2 separate regions of the Homo sapiens genome follow, and region 2 is linked to region 1. Evidence: chromatin loops called from intact Hi-C (ENCODE). Cell type or tissue: Panc1. All regions are shown on one strand. Each heading gives the region's core, and the rest is flanking DNA. Links, peaks and the distances in the headings are about the cores only. Region 1 has its middle 7.2 kb from the start of LINC00557. Region 2 has its middle 34 kb from the start of LINC00391.

Region 1 (8,344 bases), core at 25-8,024:
TGGATTAAGTGGACTAACATTTCAAATACCCCCAGCCTAGGGGTAGGTCCTTGAAAATATTAATTTTCCTCTCAACTATGTGAAAGTTGGTGAGTTTGGACCACCTTTGGGAACTGAATTTGAATGACTCAATGGACAAAATGCCATTTGGAATCTCTGATTCCATTGGCCAGAGGGACACTGCAGTCCTAAAGGAAAGCATTGAGTCAGCACCTAGTAAATTATGAATTACTCTTTCTCTTCTCTAGCAGTAGCAACCAATGAGAGGCATTAATTTTAATAAATGCAATGTAACTCCATTCAGGAACGGTCTTCATTCCCAAGGTTTGATCAGTGGCTAGAGCTAGTAGGTGCTCAATAAACATTTGCAGAACAAATGCATGAATAAATGACTCCCAATACCTGATCTCTTTTCTCTTCCCTACCCTTTATGTCCAGCATTTGTATAATTTATACCCATATCTTAAACATTTTTTTCATGTACTTCTCCTGGATTTTCCTATCTCCTTGTCAAAGGTCAAGAGAACTCCCTCATCTAAACTAACACTGAACAGATTCTTCATTTAATTTTCAGTACATGTTTCCAGTGCATAACCACTGCTCTCCTCAGCTCTTAGTAGCTTTGATACATGGGATTTCCTCCACAGAGCTCCTCAGCTTCTCCATATGGACTCCTTATATGCACCCCCCATCCCGTCACTACTTTTCCCATCAATGCTACCAACATAGTCCTTTCCCGAGGGAAACCCTAAGTGATTCCTGGTCCAAGTGGTTGACAGTCAGACTAGCTTTTGATTCAGAAGTGTTTCACCAGGAGAGCCATTTGGGCCCGTTCCTCTAAATGAACTCTAACAGTTACACTGGAAGGGACAGCTTCTTTAATGCCATTCTCTATTTCCCAATGTCAGATTTTAAAACTCAAGGGAAAGTGATATTTATGTCTTATATATGCTCCTGCCTATGATTGTTTTTAAAATGTAATTGAGGAACAGAGGGAAGAAAACACCCGCTATTAAAAGAATTAAGCCAGAGTAGCAACCTCTCCGTGGAAGGTTTTAGTATTCCTGATAACCTGCTCCTTGATTCCTGCCACCCAATTTCCCAATTTCCAAGCCAGAAGAAATGATCATTTAAACAACAAAAACATAATTTTTAAAAAATCAAGAAAATATAGGGGGTAATGGTAGGAAGCCTGTTTTAGTTTTTCTGTGCTAATAGTCTATCTTCAAAATTATAAGACTTCAATACAACTCACTGGACATAAGGGAAGACAGAGGGATAAACATAAACCTGTATTTTTGTCACATTTGACAGGTCAGACTGTTGGTTACTATTTTAAAGGGGCTTTGCATTTATTAAATATTCCATTTACATATACTGTCACAGGTCTGCATTTACAAATGCGCTGTTTTGCATGCATTTTCAGACTGAGAAAATGCAAACCTAATGGGCTCAGCTTCTTGACATTCCACCTCCTTCTCGGTGAAAGTGTTACTTTAAAAATCAACAGCTAAAAAATTAATTGGCCCAGGCGTTTTTAAAGCAAAGATCAGAACAAACGTTTACTGTTTCTTTTGAGGTCTGCACATAATTCAATATTTTAAAATTGAAAAATATGCTGCCTCATGGACCACACTGAGAATGTGGCCTTTGGAAATTTTGGAACAAGCAAATAAAAAAATTTTTAAAATGTAGGCAATATAGAAATGAAAGTAGTCAAAATATGCTCTTCATTGAATGCATCAACATTTCCAGCATTATGACCTATAAAGGTTATAGTTTTGAATGTATTTTAAAAGGTCAGAGCCCCAAGTTCTGGGCGGATGATCACCTTCTGGACAGTACCTAGTAGTTGATAATCTGTAGGATTCACGGTCTTTAAACCGTCATTGACAGGACAGCTCAGATGAGTTCTAGGGAAGCTATTATAGCCAGTTGGAGAAGTAATGCATGCATTTAAAATACATTAAGTATTGTTATGCAGCCATTCATTGCTTCCAACAAAATAAAATGTTTTATAAAACTGCCTGAACCGTGACCGGCTTCTGCCTAGCACGGTGTCTGGTGCTCAATAAATATTTAGTGAATGAAATAAGTATTTGCTAATGTTGATTTCTTTCTTTCTTTTTTAATGATAAAACCAAGCCTACAGAGCTGTTACACCTCTGAGCAAGTGGAAATCCATAGAGTAAATGAAAGGGTTTTGATTTGGGGGCTTACCATCCTGTAAGCTAAAATGGGTAGTCCTTAAGGTTGAAGAGTGGAAATGGATCAAGCAAGAAGTTTGCACCCTCCCCACTACCCCACGCCCTCCCAGAACTATTCTTAACCTGAAATAACACTCACTAGCTCAAGTTCAGAAATTCAAAACAAGAGCTGGGTGCAGGATAAGATTTCAACTTCAGTTTTTGCCCGGCACAACTGACTTTTGTACTTTCCACCCCAAGACTCCTCCCCGAGATCAGAGCTTTGTGCAGCCTCTTCTTAAGTTACAGGGAGTTAGAGCAAAAGGGCATCTCCCGTAATGGAGCTGCAAGGAATCCCTTGCTTAGGCGCTCACGGTTATCTCTCATTCTCCCTCTCCCTTTTTCCCCGGGAACGTGAAATGCTGAGATGGAAATCCTAGGGTGAAGATCTGGGGTCCATGAATGCAGACCGAGCAGAGCTGAGGTTTGAACGACGCCTGTCTGCGGGCAGCGGAGCAGGCGCTCCCGGGAGCTTGGAGGGCGGGGATGGGAAACCTAAGAAATGCCTGGAGCCGGGTTACAGAGCCGCCCCTCGGGCACACAGCGGCCGCAGCGGCAGCCAGGAGCTCGGTGCAGAGGAACAGGGGAGGATACGCGAAGCAAATAACCCAAGTCTCCATCGGACGCCTTAACATCACCGGGAGCTGCGCGCACCCCGCGCCTCCCCCATCCCATTCCCGAGGGCCCGGGAGTTGCAGGGCCTGGCACGGGGTATCCCCGCCGAAGTCGCCCTTTCCCCGGGGACGGCAGCAGCCTCGCTCCTCCCGGGTCTCCAGGATTCAATTCGTTGCCCGCTCCTAGCTTCCCTCTGCTCTGCGACGGCCCCCACTTTTTGTAGCCCCCAAAAGCACGCAGGACCCCACATCCCCAGGAGAGGCCCTGCGGTGTTAGGGCGAGGACAGAAGGGGGAGCTAGGGACGGCGCCTACGTCCTGCGGGGAACTGGGGTGGAGGGGAGGATGGGGGAAACGGGGCCTGCAGAGTCGCCCCTGCCTCTGTGCAGCGTGGAGGCGCCAAAAGCCGAGAAGGAAATGCTCTCTGCCTTCGCCCCCAAACTTCTACTGGCCCGGCTTGCAGTGGCGAACCCCTGCAGGTAGCCGAGCGTGTGGAGAACGCCCTGGCCGGGACCCCTCGGAGGCTGCGGGTGGGCGGGACTGCGGCGAAGGGGACCCCGGCCCGACCCCAGGCGCCACCCTCCGCGGCTGCCCCGTGCGTCCCAGGCCGGGTAATTAGGAGCCCAGCCAGGTGCGCCCCGCAGCCCTACACTTTGTGGGGCTCGACCATGGAAAGCGCCGTGTCATCAGTCTGCAGGGAGTTGCCAAATGACAGAGCTCCCGGCCGCCCCGGCGCCGGCGCCCCGAGTCTCGGCCGCGCAGCCCTGCCGGGCGCCCGCAGAGGAGGCTAAGCTGCAGCCCACGCGGCGGCCGCCGGGTGCCTGCTCCGGGTCTGCGGCGGCGCCCGTGCGGGCGAGAGAAGGAGGCCGAGCGGTCCCACCCGCCCTGCTCCGAGGGACCCCCGGGGTCCCGGCTGGCAGGGAAGGAGACCTGTTGAAAACTCTTAACGCCAACTTGAAAGACAATCAAGTCGCCCGAGCAAAACCCACTCTCCAATCTGTTTTCAAGTGTCATAAACGCTGCACTGCAGTAAGATTGCTGCTCCCTTAAATGGGCCAATAATTTCCAGCTCTCGCCCACAAATTCCCCCAACAGGGGATTTCAATGTAACGCAATTCAAATAAGTAAAAACCACTTTATTGCTTTTCGAAAATTCGCATGCATTTATTCCGCTTAAAATTTGATATAGGGCATTTTTTTTTGTATTACCATTTATCGCTTGCCAAGAAATAATTAAGAATAGGAGCTCGAAGATTAATTTTAAATAAAAAATCTTCTCAAATGAAAATGTCAGGTCATAAAAATTCCTTTTAAATAACAGCATATAAATCTTTGAAATTAACCATGTAATTACAATGTCTATCAACTTTTACCTTGAGCTTTGAGCCTCTCTTTTTAATCTCCCATTCTTTTTTAATGAATAGCTATTTTGAAATTAAAAAGTACTGTTCATTACACATGCCCCACTATAATAGGGTTTTTATCATATTTGCTGTATGTAAAAATACTTGCTACTTTGTAATTATTCACACGCCGATCCTTTCCTATATTGAGTGGAAAATAAAAAATGAAATAGAAGTCAAAGGTGCTTTAGAGCTGAATGATTTACACAATTCATTAAGGACGGTGATTTTTCAGTTAGCATCAGATTAAATGGTTACTTACTCTCAAATAGCCCTTGGGGACTTGAATTGCTGGGTAGCAAACAGATTAAAGTTTGCATTGAAAGAAAAATTGAATTCAGAGGTAATCAATAGCATAATAGGGGCAGTGAGTGGTGCCTGCTGCCTGAAATGAAATTACCATATTTTTAATCTTAATTTTCCACTCTGTTTATCTGACAGTGTGGATGTGCAATCCAAACAGATAATGAGAGAGTGGGATATTGACACCGCTGTCCTCTGGAGTGCTTGTTTTCAGTGATTAAATGCTGTGATCTGTGATTACTTTGTGCAGGGATGTCAGGGCTGCTGGCCAGAACCATGGGAGGGGCACTAGCTCAGCAGCTGTAGCTCCCGACTCTCCCAGGTCCTAATGTCTGAAATTCATTTTCCACCAGTAATATAGAAAAATAAAGATTACCTATTTATGTATATACTTTGGCTGCACAAATTACAATAGTTAATCCCATTATTATTGTTGTCCTGACTCAAAAACGTTTTAATTAGATCGATATGTAGTGAACCCTCTCTGTAAGTTCTGTATTAATGAGCTAACAAACTTGCTTCTTACAGGAAGAGGTAAGTTATAGAAAGCAATAGGTTGGGAAACTTTGAAGGGAAAGTGTATTGTCATTAGAGAAGCAGTAGAGAGGAGACTGGGGCATTGTTAAAGAAATCTAGCCCCAGAGGCTGTAATTATATAACAAGCTGTGATAATTTTAAAAAATGCAAATAGTTTTCTTTGGGTATTGGGAGAAAGTCTTCGTGTGCATTTAATCAAATTAATACCTCTAGCCAAGTAAAAATACCGAATCACAAAATTTTAAAGTTATATAAATCCTATATGCTCAAAATACAGTATCTTTGGATATCTAAATGCACCATGGTGATTAGTATAATCGGGATGAATACCTTATATCGAAGGCATTATTGCATTCTGCAGTGAGGAAATTTACAATGCTTCACGTTAGAGAACATATTATGGGTGCATCATTTGAATTTGAATTCACTTGACCCTGCTGTGTGAATAGATTTACATTAGATGATGGCTATCTACCATCTATACCAACAACCTGCACTGTCCAGCAAAGACACTGTGTAAAGTCTGCGTGTGTTTAGAGAATTTGGTAATTATGCATAGTTAATTAATTTATCCTCCCTTGATACATCTGTGTACCCAAATAAAAAGGACTGAAGAAAGGGTGATGGGCAGCACTGGCTATCTGATAATAGATTATTACACAGTATTTATTTCTCCAAATTGGAGAGTAGTCATAATACACAAGTAATGGTACCATACCTCATTCAATCTTTCCTTAACCTTGGCTGCAGGCATTGTCTTCAGTTCCTAGTGCACATAATAACTTTATTTTTTTCTCAATCATTTCTGATATGCAAAACTCTCTGGTAAGGGAAAGGGAGCCCTAGGCTAAGTACACAGAAATAAAGAGTGAAAACTCACTTTGTGAAAAAGGTGACTGAGCTCCACCACTGGGTGTGAATTCAAGTTTATCAATTCCGTAATTGGCAGCGTCCCACAAAAAAAAAAAAAAAAATCCCCAACTTCCTCAAATTCCCTAACTTCTCCAGTTCGACCCAACTGGTTGAAATTGGAAAGTTTTAATAAATTAATATGTTAACCATTGAGTGGCCACAGGCTACTCTGATCTTATCGCATGTATTACTGATAAAGAAACTGGAGAGGAAATCTATGCTCATAAAAATATTGACCAATGACTTTTGCTCAGTTTCATATTTTAAGCATAGACTAAGGAGATTCCTATGTGTTATATAAACCCACAATGAGAGTGGCACATCTCCATTTTACCACCTGCTTTAGATGTGCTCTGTATGCTGTGTTATTTTGTAAATTGTACATTGTAAAATGTAAAGACAGGTTACATGGGATCCACACAATAAATGAATATAATCGAGTCCCAAGGAATCTTTATCATGGTGCTGGAATAAGCTTAAAATTTTTGCTTAGAGTCTTTTTATTTTTTATTTTTATTTTTTAAATTTATTTATTTTTATTTTATTATTATTATACTTTAAGTTTTAGGGTACATGTGCACAATGTGCAGGTTAGTTACATATGTATACATGTGCCATGCTGGTGTGCTGTACCCCTTAACTCGTCATTTAGCATTAGGTATATCTCCTAAAGCTATCCCTCCCCACTCCCGAATCTTTTTTTAAAATCACAGAAAGATGTATCAGCCAGATTAACAGAATTTAGGCTGAGCCTTTCACATAGAGTTTCAGTACCATTTTGACAATTTATTCAGTATTCAGAAGAATCCATAAACTTGAATATAAACTACATACAGTCCTGTCTTTATTACAACAAACTCATCCAATTTTTTGATAACTTGTATTGTGTTCCCTAAAATTTTTTTTATCAATACTTAAACATGCTGATTCTCATAGCAATGGAATACGGCTGATATATATCCTTTGACATGGAAAGTAGTCAAAATGCTATTGGAACTTTTTCCCTATCTTCTGACTACCTCTGTAATCCAACTGAAACGTAGGTTTTCTAAGGATATAAAAGCCTTCCTCTACCCTTATACCTGCAGTCACCATTCGAAGTTTATTGAGCTTTAGAGCAGACAAAGACTGAGAAAATCCAAACCAATCTCTTTCCTTTCACTTTCTAAATCCTGACATGGTCCATCACCTTTTAAAAATAGTGAGCTGGCCTTCTCCAAAAAGGAGAAAAGAAGCAAATCTAATGGAAAACAGTAGAGAAGGATAATCTAATCTTTAAATAAGGAGACATGTTTCTGAAAGCTTAAGAAGGGCAAGTTTCACACTGATGTCATCTTCTCCTGAAAAATGTGAGCCCTCCAGGAGGTGGAGAGGGAAATATTAATGCTATTAATCCATTGTCCTCGAATCCTTCCTAAATAGATGAGATTTGAGGGAAGGCTCTAGATCACAAGAAGTAGAAGTATTCATGGAAAACAAATGGTTTTCTCCTGATTGGCATTTAGCTTGTTCAGCCATTAACAAGCCAGTCCCTGGAAGAGCCTGAATGTTCCAGTGAACCACACACACAAATGACTGGCAGTTACTTCCTAGACGTGACCCAAGCTTTCCTTCCAAGCCAATCTGTCATGACCCGAAGAAGAAGGAAAATGTACTTATCTCTGACTCTGGAAGTGAAAGTTTATTCTGGGACATCGCTAAGTTGAGTCACATCTCAAGTACATTTTGCATTAAGGAAACAAATCCCAAAAGGGTTTCCTCAAGAAATGGTGGCTCTGTTGGACCCAGTGACAACAGTGCAAATACTTCCATCAATTTTTTCACCTCGAGAGGCCAGATTTTTTTGTTGTTGTTGTTAAGTTTTGAAGACTTTGCTTCCCTGTAGCCTTGGGGACAATTGTGGCAGTAAAAACTAAAAAATAAAGCCACCCATGATGCAAAGAGAGAAGTGACCATTTCTGCAGAGTGGACATAATGAATAGATAATGAGCTTCATAAAGCCTGCATGGAGACACATCTGAGTTACTGATTGCTCTATCACTCATGCCAGGCACAGTGCCTGGCACACAGCAGATAGTAACTATGTGCTTAAATGAATATACAGATACAGCAAACGTTTGAGAACTGCCAGGTCATTTTGATTTTTAAGTGTCATTAGTAAGTCCAGAACTTGAATATTTAAATTATGGTGAAAAGTCAATATTTTCAGGGCTTTCAGTATTTCCTACCTATACTCTATCTAAAAGTTCATTATTCTCCTAAACAACTTAAAAGACAGAGCCATAGATGAGTAATTTGCTCCCCATTTGATTAGATACTGAGTAAAGCAC
Region 2 (8,344 bases), core at 37-8,036, 290 kb after region 1:
AGGCAAACCATTTACCAGCATTTGGTTTTCAGGTTTCAAAAAAAAGTTTTTCCCTTGATGTTCAGATACTAGCTCATTTCACCGATCTGTCTGGTTTCTTGAATTTCATAGCAGAATTCAAACAATGTCCACTAAGTCTGAGTCATGTAGGGAGGTTTTTGGCAGCTAAATCTGTACACCCAAGGGTGCTTTCTGTTTTATTAATTAATTAATTATTATTTAAGTCCAAAGCTGTTTTATTTTCACTGGGTCACATTTTGATCCATAACATTCCACTTTTTGAAGGGAAGTGCCAGTTCGCATTTAGTCTGGTGGGATTCCAAGTGGCCATGAGCCACTGATTATTCAGCAGACACTAAAGACGTGTGAGCCTCTTCTTGCTGATTCCTTCCGCTAGAAGAATGCACTTTCCTGATAAATGAAATCTGGAAACCTCTCTTCTCTTTAATTTGCGTGAGGGAATTAGGCAGAGGGCCTACAAGGATTAGGAGGGCTCTTGTACCATTCATCTGGAGTCGCACAGCAGTCACAGAGCTCTGTGGAGATGGCGCCATCTCCACCATATTCAACATGGAAATGACTCTGTAATCGAACTCCATTAGACACTAAGGCTGAGCCTCCCTCAAGTAAGAAATTTAAATATTTGGGAATATTATCTGGGAAATTTGGCTTTAAAAAACATTCACCTGATATATTTGGGTGATTCATTAAAAAATCATTCTCCAGAAGTTAAAAATATTCAAAGAATGACCTGGATTCTTCCTTCCTGTTGATATGTAAGGACATATTCTAAAATACACACATTGTATTCTAATTGCTTAGCCACTGAATTTCAATTCTTTCTCTGGAAAGAGGTCAGATTGACTTAGAGAAGAGAGAGGTCTAGGTCTCGTGCCTGGCCATTCTCCAAAGCCTTGGTCTTGCATCTCTACCCACCTGCTGGATATTTGAACTTGGATGTCTAGTAGTCATCCCAAAGCCCAGCTAGCTCTCAGCTCCAATCTCCCCTTTTCCCCCTAACTGGCCTTCTCCTGATTCCCCTCACTGCCTGTCGCACCAACTCTCTCTGCTGCCTTCTTTTCTTTTGTCCTGCATAGCCATGAGTCCCCAGGGCTTGCTGGGCATTCCTTTGCACTATCTCTCACACCCCACCCTTCCTTTCTATTCCCATTGCCTCCAGACCCCTGCTGCTTCAAGCCTGGATGATTATAATAGCATCCTAACTAATCGCTTACTTGTTTCTCCCCCTCCAATTCACTGCTGCCACAGTAATCTCCCTAAAACACCATTTAATCATGCCAAACCCTTAATTAAAAATCTTCATTATCTCTTCATTACCACCAGGATAAAGTCCAAGCGCCTTAGTTTCCTTCCACTATCTGGCCTCAATCCACATTTCCAGCTTACTGCCCACTATTTCCCCACAGTTTTTGTAGACTCCACGAAAACCAGTCTAACCACACCATTCACCCACGTGGAATGGTTTCTCCAGGTCTACTGAGATTTGTGTGTATTCCTTGAGGCCCACGTGAAGTCCTTCCGCCTTTTGTGAGGCTTTTTCTCTGGGCAACTGTGTCCTCCTTAGAGCTCCCAGAATACTCAGTGTTCTTTACCACGGTCTGTCATTATTTAGTTTTTGAAGTACTTGTGTTTTCTGCCTACTAAACTGTGTCTTGAGATCAGATACATCTTTATATCTCCCTCTCATTATAATCACCACTACCACACCCTGACAACCATCCCAATAAATTACAATTATGATGTGATCTGGTTATATGATGTTTGGGGTTTGATAGCCAAAGAAAATAACTGTTGTAATATGTCCATTGTGATTCTTTTTATTTGGGACAACTGATATGGGCAATTGGAATGCTATATTATGAAGGGAATTATTTGGTGAATGCATACTCAGTTGAATTTAGCCAATCCCAAAGAAATATAGTTAAAGAAGAAGTGCTGGGGAAAATCATTTGTAGGGAAAGATTGCAATACTCTACACTCCTAAGGACTATGGAATACAATGGAGAAAACCCTTGTGCACAGCTGTAGAATAGTAGAGAGGTTAAAGGGAAAGTGGACACAATTGTGTTACTAAGTTACCATTTCCTTTTAAATTCAGAAATGTGTACCTCTGCCCTCTTTGCATTTATGTTAGACCCACATTGGAGTAAGGCACACAACACCAGGATGGAGAAGCATCAGACGGCTGTCATGATTCTCTTTTGTCTTTTGGTTCTGATTAGATATAGGTACCTCAAACTGAGGAGGACTTAATGGATAAAGAACAAAACCAAACCAGCAAGTGTCTTCCCTTCTCTGTGCTAGCCAAGAGTGCATTTCACTTCAAGGGCCTTGGACCTTATAGTGCACTTCAACTCACTGTATCCCTGCATCTCTAAGATCCTGCAGGAGTTAAGTGCTCTCCTGGTTCCCATGGCATCCTGAGATCAGGCACCCATAATCTCATGTGCTCTGATCATGGGAGTAAGAATCTTCCTTAGGGTCATTTGTGTACAGAATGCCTCCTTTCTCCACTTTCCTCCCACTTGCTGGGGAAGAGCTGTCAGGAAACAGACTTCATAAGAAAGCAACATCCAGTGGTTGGAGATGCTGGATTTTTTTTCATTTTCCTTTCCTTTTTTTTCATTTTTGTTTTTGGTCTTAAAACACATTTTCCCCCACCGGGAAACAGGAATCTGGGCCACGTGTGCATTGGCATTGTCTCTGGAAGCCAGAGGTACAAACAATCACATCTACAGTTACCACACCCCTGGGCACCAGCTAGAGGTCTTCTCATGTTGTCAATGTCCCTACTGCACAGCTGTCATCTGAGGAGTCCCCAAGAACTAGCTGATGCTCTCCAACCTGCTTATATCATCTTTCCCAAAGGGTCCTCTGCAACAGGCTTTTCTTTGTTTCTCCCAGTAAAACATTAAAACAGTATTTCAGTCAATGAGATCTGAGGTCACACTATGTGTGCAAGACACCCAGAAGACATCATTTTTAAAAACTCAGATTCATTTGGAGCCAGTGAACTCACATTCACATGACTTGAGGTTGTCTTCAGGTTAAGGTGACATATAAACACTTATGAATTACAAATTATTAATATAGTATGTTACTGAAGGAAGTAATCTGAGTTCAAAGTTGCCCTAAAAGTGTTAAAGTTGAGGAAAATATTGATGCAGATGAAAGAAAATAGAGAAACATGGTATATAAAAACACATGGAGCTGAGTTGGAGTAATTTCTTCAATAAGGATGGGAGTTTAAGAGAATTCTGAATGGAAGTTCCTTTTCCCATCAGGCTTGAAACACAAATTTAGTCTAATGCATCGTTGCATCCATGTCAAACAGCTTAGTGCCAGGCATAGAGTAGGTGTGCAATAAATGTCTCACCTACAATTGGTGCATGAAAAATTAAGTGTTGCAAGATCAAATATATCAAATAAAAATTAGCATATTTCTAACCTTCCTCTATTTTGGTTTAAAATTTTTTATCTTCTTGACTTTTTGACAGGGCTGAGCGGCCAAATGTAAAGGCAGGCCTGTGTTGATTATTATTTATTGCACACCTGTAATGGTCTACTTGGCACATGAGGGTTGTGAGAATCAGATGAGAGGCCATGTTATTGCCTAAGAAAGATAATACAACCAAAGCATGTTTAAAAGCTTTTTGCTATTGGATGGACACTAAGGTCTTCAGAGAAAAGATAAGGGCATCTTCTAAATCACTCATGTGCTATAGATAACGTCTTTATTTAAAAAGTTCAATTTTCCCAAGGTTTTTCCCTCCAGGTCAAAATAACAGTTGCCCTTTCTTGCCTGGATACCTTGCATAACGTACCTTCCAGACTAAAGAGGTAACTGTAATAATTTCCCTCCCCTTGGAAGGGCATATATAGCACAGACCAGAAATATGACTGGAACAACCATTCTTTAGAGAGGAGAAAATATGGAGGCCTTGCTCTCTGTGTGATGCTGGAGGTCTCCACAGTAGCAGCGTGCTAATTGGTGAACTGTGCACCTGCAGATAGCGGGGCAACTCTCTTTGTGACCTCTAGGCACAGGAGCGCCACCTAGTGAGGAAATCCCACTTCAAAACTTTCCAAGCAAAACCACCCCTACTTTATTCATTTCACTTTTCCTTGAAAAATAATTCTTTTAAGCTCACACAAACATGCTTATAATTTTAAATATTTTAATAAAGAATCCTAACTTCAGAGTAAAAATACTAGAGCTAGTCAAATACATTGTGAATCAGGAAATTCACTTTGTATTACTAACAATTTCTTTCAAATTTCTTTTCACCCATGTGTATTTTCAAAAATGCTGATAGGGTATTTTGAAATATAAAGAAAACCTTCAAAACTCTGGAAGAAAATAAAAGAGGCATGGAAGAGGGGTTGGGAATAGAGTGGAGAGAAACAGAAACAAGACTTCATTATATGTCATATATTGCTTGTTTATTTTTGAACTGTGTGAATGTACTGCTAATAAAAAAATTAAGTTAAAACAGAGAAGACAGCACGTATTCATGTTGCAAGTAGTCATTCCATTTCAGCAAAAACAATATCACCAGTCACATTAAATTTATTTGACAGTTTGCAAAGAAAATGCATCCTTCCCATGAGATTCAAGAATTATCTCCAATTACTTATCTGCTAAATGTAGATGGGTACATATAAAAAGTTGATCTCTCTCTCTCTCTCTCATCCCTCTCTCTCTCCTTTCTCTCTCTCTCTCTCTCACACACACACACACACACACACACACTTCCTCTGAGTTTCTTACATCTGACACAAGCAGATATCTCAGCTATTGATTTTTTTAAAAAAATACTTAAGTCAATGGTACTCAACTTCCTTGGACAAGCTCTGTCAAGTGTTTTACCTAATTTTACCCTTGGACATACTAACTAAAAAAAAAACAATGGATGTTAAAAGTTACAAAGCGAAGTTCAAAGGACATGTCTTTCAGGTTGCCCACAACTGCTGAAGGCAGGCTCCCATTTATCTTCTGCTACTTAGAACTTGTGCAAAATGTGGCTTATTGTCATGACAAAGACACAAACTCAGAAACTGTCAGGCCAGGCCTTGTCAGCGTTCCTGAGATGCCAGGCCACCCGTCAGTGTGTCTGGGAGGGGCAGACCACAGTCATGCCTTCCAGCACACCTCACAAGGTTTGATAATTTGCTTTGAGGTTATTTTATAAAAAGCCAAACTGTCTACTTAAAAAATGTGAAGATGAACGTGTTGTTTTGAAGATTTTTTTTTGCCTCTATTTGCGGTTGAATTTTTTCTGTCCAGAGATCATTTTACGATTAGCTAAAAGACCCTAAAGGCTCCAAAATTGTTTTTATAAAATGGGAAGAAAGCAATATTCAAGAAATTAGGCAACTTTTGCTAAGTAAGCAAATGCACTTTTTTTCGAGTTTGTTTTGGAATTTTGAATCAGATTGCCAGTGAATAAAAGCCATACTATCACTGCATTTTACTGTGATTTGCTTTTGGTATGAATATTTGGAAAAATATTGCCTTTGTGCCACATTTAAAGCATTATAATGGAAAATAAAAGAACAGGTTTGGGATTTTGCATATAAACTGCAGATTGTGGCCTGAACATAATCTAATCTTAACAGTATATGTTGCTGTACCTACTGCCAAGTGTAAGTACCATCTTCTGTTACATATATATAAATAAAAACTATAGGCCAGGCGCGATGGCTCATGCCTGTAATCCCAGCACTTTGAGAGGCCGGGGCAGGTGGATCATGAGGTCAGGAGATCGAGACCATCCTGGCTAACACGGTGAAACCCCGTCTCTACTAAAAAATACAAAAAATTAGCCGGGCCTGGTGGTGGGTGCCTGAAGTCCCAGCTACTCAGGAGGCTGAGGCAGGAGAATGGCGTGAACCCGGGAGGCGGAGCTTGCAGTGAGCCGAGATCGAGCCACTGCACTCCAGCCTGGGCGACAGAGCGAGACTCTGTCTCAAAAAAAAAAAAAAAAAAAAAACTATAGAGAATAGTAAAAAATAACTTCAGCAATTATTATATGACATGTTTCAACAATTTTTCTTTACTAATATTCCCTTAAAGTATTAGATTAAATACAGGCTGATAGCTAAAAACAAGAGAATTGAAGTAAAGGTGTGTTGAGACTTTTTAGATACATACATTTCTACCTCTCACTGTATAAGCTTGTGGTTTTAATTAAATGCTATAAAATAGAGTAGAATCAATGACAAGGCCATTATTCCGTAAAAATGGACTAGATTTGAGAGTGTTATTTATCTGACAATTGGTTTTGACATTATAAAAAAAGGGGAAAGTATGTACTATTACAACTGTTTAATAATATCTGGATTATAACTCTAGTCACATAGTTGCAAAGCTAAAAAGAGGTGAAACTGAACCATTCTCTAGTAAACTCATGCCAATATCCCATCTAAACTGTTGTACAATCATCCTCTTTATTTCATATCTGACTGTTCTGAAATTGTTCTTAGAGCAACGACTGTGATCCAACATTTAGTAATGGATCACTTAAGTAGAACATGTCCCTGCCCCACAAATCAGTCAGAATTTGATACTGGATTCTCAACTAGAAACTACTCATATTGCTAGAGCTATAAGCAATATGAAAAAAATCTTCGTTTTTGTATATACATGATTCTCAAGTTATTATTTTCTCTAAAAGTATTATCCATTTTGGTTGCTTAGTTCTTTATAGCTGAGAAAGAGTCTAGCATTCTTTTGGGGCTTTTTGAGACACTGTTGCCCAGGCTGGAGAGCAGTGGTACAACCTCAGTACAACCTGCAGCCTCAACTTCCTGGGTTCAAGCAATCCTCCCACCTCAGCCTCCCAAGTAGCTGGAACTACAGGTGTGCAACAGCATATCCAGCTAATTTTTAATTTTTTATAGAGATGAGATCTCCCTATGTTGCCTCAACTGGTGCTGAACTCCTGAGCTCAAGCGATTTCCCCTCCTTGGCCTCCCAAAGTGCTGGGATTACAGGCATGAGCCACGGCACCCTGCCTAGCATTCTTTATAAAATATTACAACTATTTCTTTTCAGAAAATTGCTGCATGTTATGATAAGACATTTTGTCATGAACTAGGTGGATTTATATGGGAGAAATTATTTGTAGCTCACTCTTCAATTAATAAATAGAAATGCTGGTTGTTTCAACTGGACCATTTTTAAAAGTGAATTGGAGCTAATTATTAAACTTTCTATTCAGAATTCTACCTAGAACTAAACAGCAGATATATTAGCAAAATCATTTAAATTAGACAAAACTATGATTAATATATAATTCTTACAAACACATGATTACATACTGCATGACCTAAAGCACTACAACACTACTCTCAACATATTCTGTGAAAATTTCACTAACTTCCTAAGGAATTCCATTTTTCTTTGTAAATCTGTTTAAATCACTAGCTATCCCAGCAAGTACCTTAGCTGGAAAGTTAAACATGGAATTTTTCTCAGTAAGACTTTCCTTTCTTCATTCATTCATTCCTCCACAAATAATGGATGAGTTGTACATCAATGAACAAATATACATTGAGTACGTAATCAGTGCCAAAATGAAAATATACTTATAAATTGATGTGAGTGAGATGCAGGAAAAGAATAGGGTGCGCTGAAGAATAATAGAATTACCTACTTTAGATGGGGTCTTCAGAGAGACCTCTTTGAGGAAGCAACATGTAAGTCACCTGAAGAATGAACCTGCAGCAGCCAGGTGATGAGTGAGGCGGGGTAGATAAACAATGATTTTTTTTGGTATAAATTTGCAATATTTGGGGCATATTTCCACTAAAAAAAAATATTTGGTGGCCAGGCACAGTAGGCTCATGCCTGTAATCCCAGCACTTTGGGAGGCCAAGGTGGGTGGATCACCTGAGGTCAGGAGTTTGAGACCAGCCTGGCCAACATAGCGAAAACCCATCTCTACTATACAGAAAGTAGCTGGGTGTGGTGGCGCATGCCTGTAATCCCAGCTACTCAGGAGGCTGAGGCATGAGAATTGCTTGAACCCGGGAGGTGGAGGTTGCAGTGAGCCGAGATGGAGTCACTGCACTCCTGCCTGGGTAACAGAGGAAGAGAAAGAAAGAAAAGAAAGGAAAGAAGAAAGGAAGGAAAGAAGGAAGGAAGGAAGAAAGGAAGGGAGAAAGAGAAAGAGAGAGAGAAGGAAGGAAAGGAGAAAGAGAGACAGAGAGAAGGAAGGAAGGAAGGAAATAAATAAATAGTTATTTAACTGGGCATCTTGTATTTTATCTGGCAATCCCAGGTGGGCACCTGAGGTCAAATCAACTGGGAAGGTCCTGG

The links. A loop is a pair of places that touch in the nucleus more often than their neighbours do. Peaks named below come from ENCODE experiments on the same cell type or tissue, not always from the same donor. Only the 100,000 strongest peaks of a DNase experiment are listed, where the experiment ranks them.
Region 2: a loop joins it to region 1, with 11 times the contacts of the local background. A loop is called at or near these places in 3 of 110 quality-filtered maps.

Annotation. Positions count from the first base shown.
Region 1 is chr13:94,963,057-94,971,400 of GRCh38, reverse strand. No RefSeq gene overlaps it. Among named protein-coding and RNA genes, the nearest start is that of LINC00557, 7.2 kb to the right of the region's middle. RefSeq lists enhancers at 3,805-5,139, 3,836-5,191. In Panc1, for the core only: a CTCF peak has its summit at 3,169 (motif pointing right); no DNase peak of the experiment used is centred there; H3K4me3 peaks cover 1,917 bases; H3K27ac peaks cover 298 bases.
Region 2 is chr13:94,670,795-94,679,138 of GRCh38, reverse strand. No RefSeq gene overlaps it. Among named protein-coding and RNA genes, the nearest start is that of LINC00391, 34 kb to the left of the region's middle. In Panc1, for the core only: CTCF peaks have their summits at 3,851 and 4,050 (motif pointing left); a DNase peak (open chromatin) is centred at 4,058.